3 separate regions of the Homo sapiens genome follow, and all the other regions are linked to region 3. Evidence: chromatin contacts called from ENCODE Hi-C data. All regions are on one chromosome and are shown on one strand. The core of a region is the stretch at or near the end of the contact, and the rest is flanking DNA. Distances in the headings are between cores, read along the strand shown.

Region 1 (3,785 bases), core at 168-2,667, 3.6 Mb after region 3:
AGCCCCTTCTTGCTCTGTCCTCACATGGCACACAGAGGAGAACAAGCTCTTCGTTGTTTTTTCTCATAAGGGCACTAATCTCGCCATGGGCGACCCACCAAGGTGACCTCATCTAAATTGAATTACCTCCCAAAGGCTCCATCTCCAAATACCAACATATTGGGGTGGGGTAGGGCTTTAACATATGGATTGGGGGAGGAGGGAAATAGTTCAGTCCACAGCTGGTGGCAATGCCCAAGCTCAACGGAAGATTAAAGTACTGAATTAGGGAGAACTGTGAGATGAGGTTAGAAAGACTAATCATACGGAGGTCATCAAGTGCCAAACTAAAGAGCCACTGGGCTTTTTAGATCATAAATCCGGGGGTTGCTTATGGGATGGATTTTGTTAGAGATCACGAGTAGGAAAACCATTTGGGGGAGTAATGTAACAATCCCTGAGGGAAAAATAAAAACTAACACTATGATGACAACCCTCGAATGCACCACCACCAGGAAGCCTTTCCTGATGCTTCGCCAGAGAGGTTCTCTTTAAACGCGAATTTTTCTTGAGTTATCCTAGAAATGTAAGTTACACCTCACATTTCGCCTTCTTTCGTACATGTTCCTGTGCGTTTCCTAATCCTTCCACTTTGTAGTTCCTCCAGCACCGGTTGTGTCCGAGGGCCCTTCTGGCGGAGCCACACTCGCTCGGCCCAAGGTCCCGCCCTCCAGCATCAGGATGCACGGACAGTATTTGTGGACTTGACCGCATCCCAGGAAATCCAGCGGGCCTGGCCACTTCTGGGCGCCAGGACCACAGCCGGCCACCCCACGGACGCCTGGGACGCTCTTCTGGGCCCCCTTCGGGGCTGGGCGTCGGGCTCGCAACAACTGCGACCAACTGGCTCCGCGAGGCCTGGGGCGCAGGGGTGGGGCTCACGTCGTGGGACGGTTGCATGGATTATTTTCGATTGATTTCCGAACCTTCAGGAAGCAGACACGCTCCCCTTCCTTCTTAGGGATGGGGCGGCAGCCAACGAAAGCCCGAAGCCGCCTCCTTTTCTGAGTGGGGAGCTTAGAGATGCTCAGGAGGGACCTCCCCGATTCTGCGATTCTGAGCATCAATTTTGGCAGGAGGCTAGATAGAAGTAGCAATTGACATTCATCACCCTAAAGTGCGGATTATGTCAGTACAGATGCTACGATAGAAGAACTAAAAAATGACAGAAATGGTTTTACTGTTTTTAAACTCTGGGAGCCTACTCCTTTAAGAGATTAGGCAGTACGCCTATTCTCGCCTGGTCCCAGCGTACCTTGCGCGGCTCGCCGTCCCCCACTCACGTACCAGGGCTCATTGCGTGACGGTTACACTTCCGGCGGGCTACGTGCGCGCGGCGAGCGCCGGGCGTACTTTTGCGTGGTTGCTCCACCCCCTCAGCCTTGCCTTCGCCGCCGTTGGGGCTGGAAGTTCCCGCCAGGTCCGTGCCGGGCGAGAGAGATGCTGCCCGGCCCGCCTCGGCTTTGAGGCGAGAGAAGTGTCCCAGACCCATTTCGCCTTGCTGACGGCGTCGAGCCCTGGCCAGACATGTCCACAGGGTTCTCCTTCGGGTCCGGGACTCTGGGCTCCACCACCGTGGCCGCCGGCGGGACCAGCACAGGCGGCGTTTTCTCCTTCGGAACGGGAGCGTCTAGGTAACCGCACTTTCTCGCCTTCCTGGGCCGGATTCACCCCCACCCCCACCCCCGCAAAGCTCCCTTGGTGTCCCCATCCTGTCTCTTCCCTCTGGCTTCCTTCCCAGTGGGGCTGGAGAGAAGCACTTAATCTAGCCGCCCGGCGTCGTAGGCCTCTCGCCGCGGTACCCGGGCCCAGCGCGGCCTGGTGAAGTGGAGGGCGGGATGGGTTCTGTGCTGTGAGGTTTCCAGAATCCACGTATAGTTCAGGCATTATTTGGACCTAGTGGGGTCTTGACTGCGTGGAAGGGCCTTGGGGTCTACCCCGGAGCTTTAGCGATGTGTCAGTCTTAGGCATAGAATGAACATTGAATGAATGAATGAAATTATAGCATACTGTGGAGTTTTATGATAGATAATTCCGATTTCATTGCAGCATTTGCGGTTTTGGATATGACGGTGTTTTAATAACTTTGTGGTTTTTAACCAGCTTTTCAAGCTTTTGTGCCACATGGGACCTTATCTGTTTTTGTTAAAAAAAACAAAAACACTTTTTTACAGTGTTTATTAGTGGTAATTTTCTGCAGTATGTGCAGATTAGTATATCTGATGCGAGAATGTTGTGTTGTAATAACTCAATTTGTCTTTTACTTAAATTACAAAACGTAGGTAGCATGTTCCTTGTTTTTGTGCAACCCATTAGTTCAGGTGGCGACAAAAACATAACTATCCAGAAAGAAACAAAGTGGTGAGACATTTTAATGAGAGATTTAAGCTTTAGAACTCAATTTTTTTTAAGATAAAGGTGGAGGGGTTCATAAAGTTAAGGAGTGTGCACACTGTCAACAAGATACTTCCTGAAGCTTAAAAGATGTGGCTGTAGATTTAAAAGGCAAATACTTAAGCATGACCTGCAGTTTAAAAAGGGAGGGAGGAGGAACCACGGACTACACAGTCAATTCAGAAATTTGAATTTTCATCCATACCTCCGTTATTCTTACTCTACTCGCTCAACAACAGGTTCTGATAATGTTACTTCTGCCATTTCTGTTTGTCTTTATTTCCAGTTCCACAACCCTGCTTAGGCTATTGTCATTCGTGGAACAAATATTTATTGGACAGATTCCCATGTGCAAGGCTCTGTTTTAGGTATTAAGAGTCTTGCTCTCTTGATCCTTACATTCTTATGAAAATAATTTTGATTCTTGTCAGATTTTTAACCAGCTGTCTTTCTTGTTTTAGATGAAAACTACTCCAATCAACTTCTTCAATCTGTTCTGCCACATTTTAGCCAGAGTAATTGAAAAACAAAATTCCCATTGCTCTCTCTTTAATCATTACCCGCCATCGTTAGAATGAAGTTTAAAAAAGAAAAAAAAACTTACCATAGTCTGCAAGGTCCACTTCTGCTGGAACCTCTGGGGACTCATCTTGAGCGGGACTCATCTTGAGCCCATCTTTTTATTTTAGCTATGCAGACCCACTGTTAAAAACAAACACACAACTACCACCCTAAATAACTGAAATGAAGTTTCAGAGAAAGATACCCTTACTTCATGGGATGCACTTTGATATTTTCTATTTCTTTTTTTTTTTAATGTTGCTTATGACTTGATGAATTAATTTTTATATTTCTCTCATGGTCCTGATCTTAGAAAGCCTGTCCTAGCAACATGGCCTTTTCTCTTTTCAAGTGGGCTTTGCCAGCCCCTTCCTTGCAAATATCAAATGGTCTCTTCCCCAGAGAGGCCTTTTCTGACCTGTCAGTCTAGGGGAGATTTCCATTCTCCTAGTACTCTTAGAGTGCTGATCACAATTGTAATCAGTTTGTTATATTTATTGTTAACTTGTTTGTTGTCAGATCTCAGCACTAGAATAATTAATACCTATGTCTCTCACTGACTAGAAACTGCCTGAGGGCAAGGTCTGAGTCTTAATTTCCCACCTCATTGTCAGTCCCAAGGACAGTGCCTGGCATAGAAAAAGGGCTTTAATAACAATTTGAATGACTGAGCAAATGAGTTATTAGTAATAAGCTATAAAAAATTACCCAAGTTTTAGAGAGGCTTGGATAAATTAATGAAAGAGGAGACTGTCCGACATAAATTTGTTAGAGTGCTGGTTGGGAGGCCT
Region 2 (3,777 bases), core at 188-2,687, 4.6 Mb after region 3:
AAAGAAAAAATTCTAGGCTCCAAGAACACATTAGTAAATGACAATGCAGGATTCAAACCCAGTATAGTAAAATACTCAATACTTATATAGTATGCTAGGTAAAAACAATTTAATTTTACACAGTGGTGAAGTCACTAATTTTCTCCAAGGAAAATTATATAAGAGAAAGCCCTTTGGAGGCTTTTTCACAAGATGATATCATCATCATCATCATTGGTATATGGATCTTTTTGAGATAAACATGTTTATTCATTCATTAATTTAACAAGTGTTTACTGTGCATCATTATCAAGGCATGACACTAGGTTTTACAGAAGATGCAAATATGACTTCCTATAACAACTTAGGATCTAGCAAGGTAGAGGAAATAAAAGATGAAAGGAATTTGATAAATATCACAGGAAAGGTGGGAAAAAAAGTGTTAAAAAGTTCACATTAAAACTGCAAAGTTCATATTCCCTTTGGGAAGTGGGGAGCTTTAGTGGAAATGGTAACAATTGGAAAACCAAAAATTAAAAATAGACAAGGGGGGTAAGATAAAATGATAGATTAGTATCAAGATACCAGGACTCCTGAAGCAGGACATATTGCTACCTTAAGATTATTAACAAACTAGTTCCCATGGATTTAGATCCTTTCTGTAATCATAGCTAGAAACTGGTGTTCTTATAGGTAGTATCGCAGAAGGCTGTACTGTACTCAATACTTCCTGTATATGGATAGGAAAGGTTTGGATGGTCATCTGTCACAAGAGTAACAATGTTTAGGAGTAGCTTGGACACTGGTCATTGATTCACTTTTATTGGTGCTTGTAATGTCAGTATGTTGACATCATTGTGCAGCCCTTATCAGATTGTGAACACCAAGAGTACCCCAACTGCTGGCCCGCGAGCTGTTTACAAATATCATACCGGCTTTTATCGATGATAGTGGCCTTTAAAATCTGGAGTTCAGAGTGGCACAAAATGTGTTTCTAATGCAAACGACTCTCCTTCCCACGTGCACCTCTTTGATCAAGTTTGTGGCTGAAATCAGACTCTAGTTAGATCGCTGTAAAAATAAAAATAAATTTTCCCCAAATGATTGAAACGAATTTCACCCTAGACTACGAGTCCCATCATGCAACGCTCCCATATTCCCACCGTGTGGGGCGGAGTCGTAGAAGGGGCGGCAGCGGCGGCGGCCTGTGCATTCTGGGTATTGTAGTCTGGGGCCCGGCCACCGCTGGGGCTGGTTCCACGTGGTGCATTTGGCGGCAGCTTTGGGCAGTGGCTCCCCTGCTCCCTCCACACGGTCCTCAGGGTGCCAGCGCCAGCAGGGGCGGCCAGCCACCGCGGGAGCGGGCTAGAGTGTGGCCCGGAGGCAGCCCGAGGCTTCGCGACGTTTTTGCGACAGCCGCGGCCGTGTTCCGCGAGTGCCCTCCCTCCTCCTCTCTTTGAGGAGGTACCGGCTGTTGTGCGGCTCTGCCCTTCTGTTTGAGTGTATGGGAGAGTGAGTGAGTGAGTGAGTGTGAGCGTGTGTGTGAGAGCGTGAGGCGTGAGTGCGCGTGTGAGAGGACGAGAGCCCGCCTGGCCGCCCCGCCGCTCCCGCCGCAGCAGGAGCAGAACGCGCGGCCGGAGAGAGCGGCGGAGCCGGCGCCCAGGGAGCCCGCGGGGACAAGGGCAGAGACACCGCTCCCCACCCCCAGCCCTCGTCCCTCGGCTCTCCTTCGCCGGGGGATCCTCCCCGTTCCTCCACCCCCGGCCGGCCTCTGCCCCGCCGTCCCCCTGGATGTCCCTGGCGCTTTCGCGGGGCCTCCTCCTGCTCTTGCCGCATCAGTCGGGCTGGTGCTGCGGCCGGCGGGCGTAGAGCGGGCGGGTTCCCGGGGGCTGCGGCTGCCCGTGCTTCCCCGGTCCCCACCCCTGCCCCCCGGCCCCCCGACCCAGCTCTCCGGCCTCAGAGGCTGTGACAATGGACTATGACTTTAAAGTGAAGCTGAGCAGCGAGCGGGAGCGGGTCGAGGACCTGTTTGAATACGAGGGCTGCAAAGTTGGCCGAGGCACTTATGGTCACGTCTACAAAGCCAAGAGGAAAGATGGGTGAGTGTGTGTGTCTGGGCCGGTGTCCGCGCTGGGCGGCGCTCCCGCAGGCCGAGGCAGGTAGCCCGGAGGGAGAGCGGGCCGCCGGGGTGCCGGGCTCTGACTTCCTCGACGCCGGCCTCTGGCTCCGCCAGCCAGGTTTGGGGAGGAAGTGGTGTACGAGGGATCCAAACCCACGAGAAATCCTGCGTGCCGCGTCTGTGTTCTGCTCTGGTGGTAAGAGGCAAGATGAGCCTCTGCACCGTGGGCTGTATACTTTTCAAGGATTTCAAAGCTGATTCATGAAAAAATTCGTTCTAAAACGCCGGGTTAAATGTTTTTTGTTTTTTTTTTTCCTTGGTCGATTTATTATGGTAACCTTCTGGGGATTTCCTCACCCGCCTCTGGAGTGTCATCCATCGGTCTAGAAGGAAGGCTGTGATCCTTTCCCCCACCAGTTTGTGATCGATTTTTTATCAAATTTGTATTTTATTTGAGGAAAGGAAGGCAGCGAGTGAATGTGGTTCTGGAGAGAGTTCCCCATAGTGATCATCTGCAACATAAATGTTGCAATTGCTATTTAGATATTATTAGCTGTGAATTTTTACATAGAACAATGGGGGTTTGGTGCAGGGTGGGTGGTGGGGAAGAAGGCAAGTGACATAGGGACTATCTCGTTCAGGCGGTTTCCCCCAAATTTAGCGGCTGGCAGTGAACTTTAAATAATCCCTTTGCTTTAAATATTCTTCCCTAGTAACAACTTAATTAAACCTATGACTGGTAATGCTTCCAATTTAGTTTCTTAACAGGCAAGTGAATTGTTCATTTTTTCTCTTTGTCAGTAGATGAATGTCTTGTAATATTGACAAAAGAGAAGGCAATTCTTAGTTGGGGGGAAAATATATTTTATTAACTCCATGTTTTCTTGTAAAATGGATGTTGTCTCTGTTGCCTTTGACAGAATAGAAAATTATTGAAAAGTCAAAGCTTATTATATAATCCTTGGATTTTATTAGAAACGAAGTAGCTTTACTTGAGCATCCCAGTTTAGTCACCTGCTGTATGATGTTTAATCACTTAAAATTTCCAATTAGGTAGGAGAGTATGTTCAGACTACATTAGCACGAAAAAAAAATTCATAAAGCTGAAGTTCCCTACTGTGGGGTAGGGGGGCGCATATTTACAAATACTTTAGTATTCTGGATGTTGGAAAGGAAAGTGTATATTTATTGGACATTTTTCTTAGATTTACTGAAATGTCTTTCTAAAAGTATTTACAATGGACTCTACGAGGAAGATAGGAGTTCTAATTAATTTAGAATGTGTATTTTAGTGCTTTTATGCAACAGTAAAGTGGAACAGATCGGCAGAAGGTAGGGATTTGGATTTGAAAACTTGATATTCTGGGCGCCGCACGTATTTAAAAGTACTTTTTAGCGGAATGGATAGTCTGGTGACACTGGAGAAATCAGCGTCTGGAGATATTGCTGACTCTGTTGTTGTCTAATTAGACTTATTGTTGAAGTTTTACTCTGTAATGACATATATTTTTAAAATTATGTTTGTTAACTCACCATACAATATTTCTCAAAAGCTTTAAACCATCTCCCCTTCCCCCAGTATTATGTAATTTTGGGCATATTCATAAAATCCCCAATCCCATGAGATTAGACATTACAGTACATTTGACCAAACTGACATGTTATATAAAATTCTAGCG
Region 3 (3,629 bases), core at 390-2,889:
CTCGCTCTTCTCTCCTTCCTCCTCGCCCGGGCCGGAGCACGCCTTCCTCCCCGGAGGGCAGGGGAAGGTCGCTCCAGGTCGCTGGCACCTCCAGCGCCCCCGAAATCTGCAAATTCATCGCTCCCTTTCGTCTTCAGGCGAAGCCCTCCCGTCCGGAGTAGGGCCAGCCCCAGTTATGCATCTCCAGCCTTTAGCTGACTACTAAGGCGGATCCGACTTCTCCCCCATAACCAGGTTTTGATTCGCTTCCCCACCGCAGGGGTTCAGTCTCTGCTTTCGACTTTGCTTCTCAGTTGCACGCCCCGCAGTGTGGAGCTGCGCTCAAGTCTCGGCAACTTTCACCATCTTGACCCGAGAGTCGGGCCGTTTCTAAGACAATGTGAACAAAGAGGAGCAGGGGGAGGGAAGGGGGGCCCCGCGGGAGGGCTGTGGGCGAGTGTGTGTGTGTGTGTGTGTGTGTGTGTGTGTGTGTGTGTGTTGGGGGGCGCCGCGCTCCGCGCCCGCCGCCACTGGGGATCCGGGCGCAGGCAGGCTGTCCCGGGCGCAGAGCGCGCCGCCTCCAGTCTCTCTGGCGGGCCCGGCCCGGCAGGGCCCCTGGCGGCCCCCGGAGGCGGGTTTCTTTGTCCCTGACTCCCGCTGGGCGCGAAGGCCGCCGGCGGCTAACAGAAACCCGAGCCCGCGCAACGGAGCTCAGGCTTCCACGTGCGGCCCCGCAGGGCAGAGCAGGAAGGAGCGGCTGCAGCCCCGGGGCGCCCCGCAAGCATCCAGTGCCCGGCCCTCCCAGCTCCGCGGCGGGCTTCGGACGGTGGAGTGAGACACCAGAACTCGCCTTTCGCTTCCCCGAGCCGATGCACGGCTTGGGATGGCGCCGCTCGTCCTAAGCAGCGTGGTTTGAGGGCGAGAAGACGCCTACTGGAGCGCTCCCCTCCACCCAGACTCCCGAAGACGCGCGCCCGAGTCGAAGTCGGGGACAGAGAAGGTTCTCTGGCGCCCCCCTGCCGACTGCTTTGCGGCCGCCGGGACCCGAGCAGCGGGGCGGGACCTAAACATAGCCCCAACCCAAAGATGCCCAGCAGAACGCTCCAAACAAAACAGAAACGGTGGCCGCATCTGCGTGTGTGTGTGTGTGTGTGTGTGTGACGGGGGAGAGGAGTTGATCTTACCTGAAACATAGTTTGCGCTTCTGTGTGTGTGGCCGAAGAATGGAAGAGAAACTGCCATGGCCATCCGAGTCCATTAAATCAACTCCCCTTCCCTCCGACTCTCTCAACTCAGTCATATTCTATAATACAACGCAAGGTTACAGAGCCCCAGTGAAAACTAGTTTCCCAGTTTCACTCTGACCCTCCATCAATGTAGCCAGCCAGCTAGATTGTAGGTTACCGGCTTCTATTCTGCAGGAGAACTTTGAGTCTCGGGAGACTCAGGGTTTCTTCCTCCCGCCTCTCGCAGTGCATCTTTCATTTGCTTTTCTTTGTAAAGCCAGGGCTCCTCGACTGCCTCCCAGGAAGTCCTGCGCTCTGGCGCGCCGCACCTCGCCTGCCGCAGAGCGGCGCGGGCAGTAAGCCGGGCGCTAGGACCGCGGGGAGCCCGGGCTGCGGCGGCGCTACCTTAAACCCAGCCCAATGCCGCTGCCTGCGCCACTCTGCGCGCCGGCGGGGGCTGCGCAGGAGGAGCGCTCCGCCCGGCTACAACGCTCCGCGAGCCGGCGCGGCAACACCTGTTCGCGGCAGCCTGGGCGGCACGCGAGCTCCCGGACGCGGCTCTCCTCGCTCGCCGCTCGCCACCCGTTCTAAGCCAATGGACATCTGCCGAGCCTCTGGAGAATCCTGGATACTAGCTTTGGACGCCTAAAGTTTCTTCTTCTTTTTGTTTTATTATTATTATCATTTTTTGGAGGGGGGACCGGGAGGGGAGATTTGTCGCCGCCACCAACGTGAGATTTTTTTTTCCCCTTGAAGGATTCATGCTGATGTCTGCAGAGTCGGTTAGAGAGTAAAAACAGCGCATGCCTTCCTGGAGTCAGGATCCGTAAATTCTGACGTAGCCCGTGCATCTTAAAAATCCCTATAATAACGCCTAGGCATTTAAGTTGCTATGGTCATTCTGATCTCAAACCAAATGGAGAAACTACGGATTTTTTTTCCTTATTACGGTCGGATGGGATGAAGACCTTCCTGCCTGCTAAGAGCTGGGGATCTATCTATAGAGATACATAGATATGTTTATCAATATGTCAGTGTGTGAGTATAAAGTGGTGGTTTCTTAGACTATCAGTGGTTTGACCTTGAACCTGTGCCAGTGAAACAGCAGATTACTTTTATTTATGCATTTAATGGATTGAAGAAAAGAACCTTTTTTTTCTCTCTCTCTCTGCAACTGCAGTAAGGGAGGGGAGTTGGATATACCTCGCCTAATATCTCCTGGGTTGACACCATCATTATTGTTTATTCTTGTGCTCCAAAAGCCGAGTCCTCTGATGGCTCCCTTAGGTGAAGTTGGGAACTATTTCGGTGTGCAGGATGCGGTACCGTTTGGGAATGTGCCCGTGTTGCCGGTGGACAGCCCGGTTTTGTTAAGTGACCACCTGGGTCAGTCCGAAGCAGGGGGGCTCCCCAGGGGACCCGCAGTCACGGACTTGGATCATTTAAAGGGGATTCTCAGGCGGAGGCAGCTATACTGCAGGACTGGATTTCACTTAGAAATCTTCCCCAATGGTACTATCCAGGGAACCAGGAAAGACCACAGCCGATTTGGTAGGTATACCATTAACCCTTTAGTGTCCATGAGATGACATGTTGAAATTATAACTACCAAGAAGGTGGTGGCCGGGTGGGGGACGTGGGAAGGGTTCTCCCCTCCTCCCCTCTTTCTCTGTATCTCTGTCTCTCTCTCTCTCTGTCTTGCCAGCTCCGAAAAAAAAATGCCTCCGGAATTGCAGATCTGCTGCTGGCACTGATGCAAGTATACACTGAAAGGCCCCCTACTTTTAATTTAAAGGGGGGCATAATTTATAAATATAATACAAGTTTCCAGTTCTTTTGCATCAGATACACGGGTTTAGGAAGTTTCTTTTGAATGGACTGATTGCACGAGTTTAAAGCTTTAATCATTAACTACTAAGAACTTAATGCAGTTTCTTGAAGGCAGTGGGTATCTTGTGCCCAAATTAAGGTTTTTTTCCTTTCCCCCTTTCCTCTAGTAAGTATACTACTTGAATTGTATATTAAGTGCATTGTTTATTCTCCCCTGTGAGGGTCTGAAAGCCCCATAGGCGAAGGTTGCTGACGGATTGTCCTGTTGGGAGGACTAAAGTCATATTTTAGGCTCCGTGAAAAGCAGGGGCAGAGGCTTGGGGGAAAATGACTTGGGAAGAGGCAGGGCGCTCAGGGGTTTTTGTCCTTCCAGCTATCAAGTGATAACCTCTGCTTTTAAATTTCCATAGTGTGCAGCCCTGTGTAGGTCTCCTGCGTGGCTCTCTGGTGTGAGTGTGTGCGCGCGTGCAAACGCTGCGAGCGAATTTTAAAGGGCATTCCGAGGATTTCATTTTTCAGCGGAGGGTATTTGTGACTCAGCACTGAGGGCTGCAGACTCGAGGGCTGGTGGCTCTGCCCACTTTATGCTTGCAC

The links. Hi-C counts contacts between places; a loop is a spot of excess contacts on that map. Pooled maps may share reads with other maps.
Region 1: a map of CD8-positive, alpha-beta T cell shows a loop between it and region 3 (11-fold over the local background). The contact joins the promoter of NUP58 here to the promoter of FGF9 in region 3. A Hi-C loop is called at or near these places in 4 of 168 maps with a recorded cell type or tissue (CD4-positive, alpha-beta T cell, CD4-positive, alpha-beta memory T cell, CD8-positive, alpha-beta T cell and 1 more) and 10 of 50 pooled maps.
Region 2: a loop to region 3 is called in a map of CD8-positive, alpha-beta T cell, with 12 times the contacts of the local background. The contact joins the promoter of CDK8 here to the promoter of FGF9 in region 3. A Hi-C loop is called at or near these places in 2 of 168 maps with a recorded cell type or tissue (CD8-positive, alpha-beta T cell and OCI-LY7) and 6 of 50 pooled maps.

Annotation. Positions count from the first base shown.
Region 1 is chr13:25,300,208-25,303,992 of GRCh38, forward strand. NUP58 (nucleoporin 58) reads left to right here and starts at 1,418. Exons shown (of 16, transcript NM_014089.4): 1 at 1,418-1,673. The coding sequence starts at 1,567. RefSeq lists enhancers at 1,074-1,313, 1,474-1,553, 1,664-1,713.
Region 2 is chr13:26,252,692-26,256,468 of GRCh38, forward strand. It overlaps CDK8 (cyclin dependent kinase 8), which reads left to right and starts at 1,438. Exons shown (of 13, transcript NM_001260.3): 1 at 1,438-2,078. The coding sequence starts at 1,951. RefSeq lists a silencer at 1,443-2,042.
Region 3 is chr13:21,669,434-21,673,062 of GRCh38, forward strand. FGF9 (fibroblast growth factor 9) reads left to right here and starts at 1,640. Exons shown (of 3, transcript NM_002010.3): 1 at 1,640-2,756. The coding sequence starts at 2,480. RefSeq lists silencers at 458-717, 1,498-1,547, 1,568-1,627.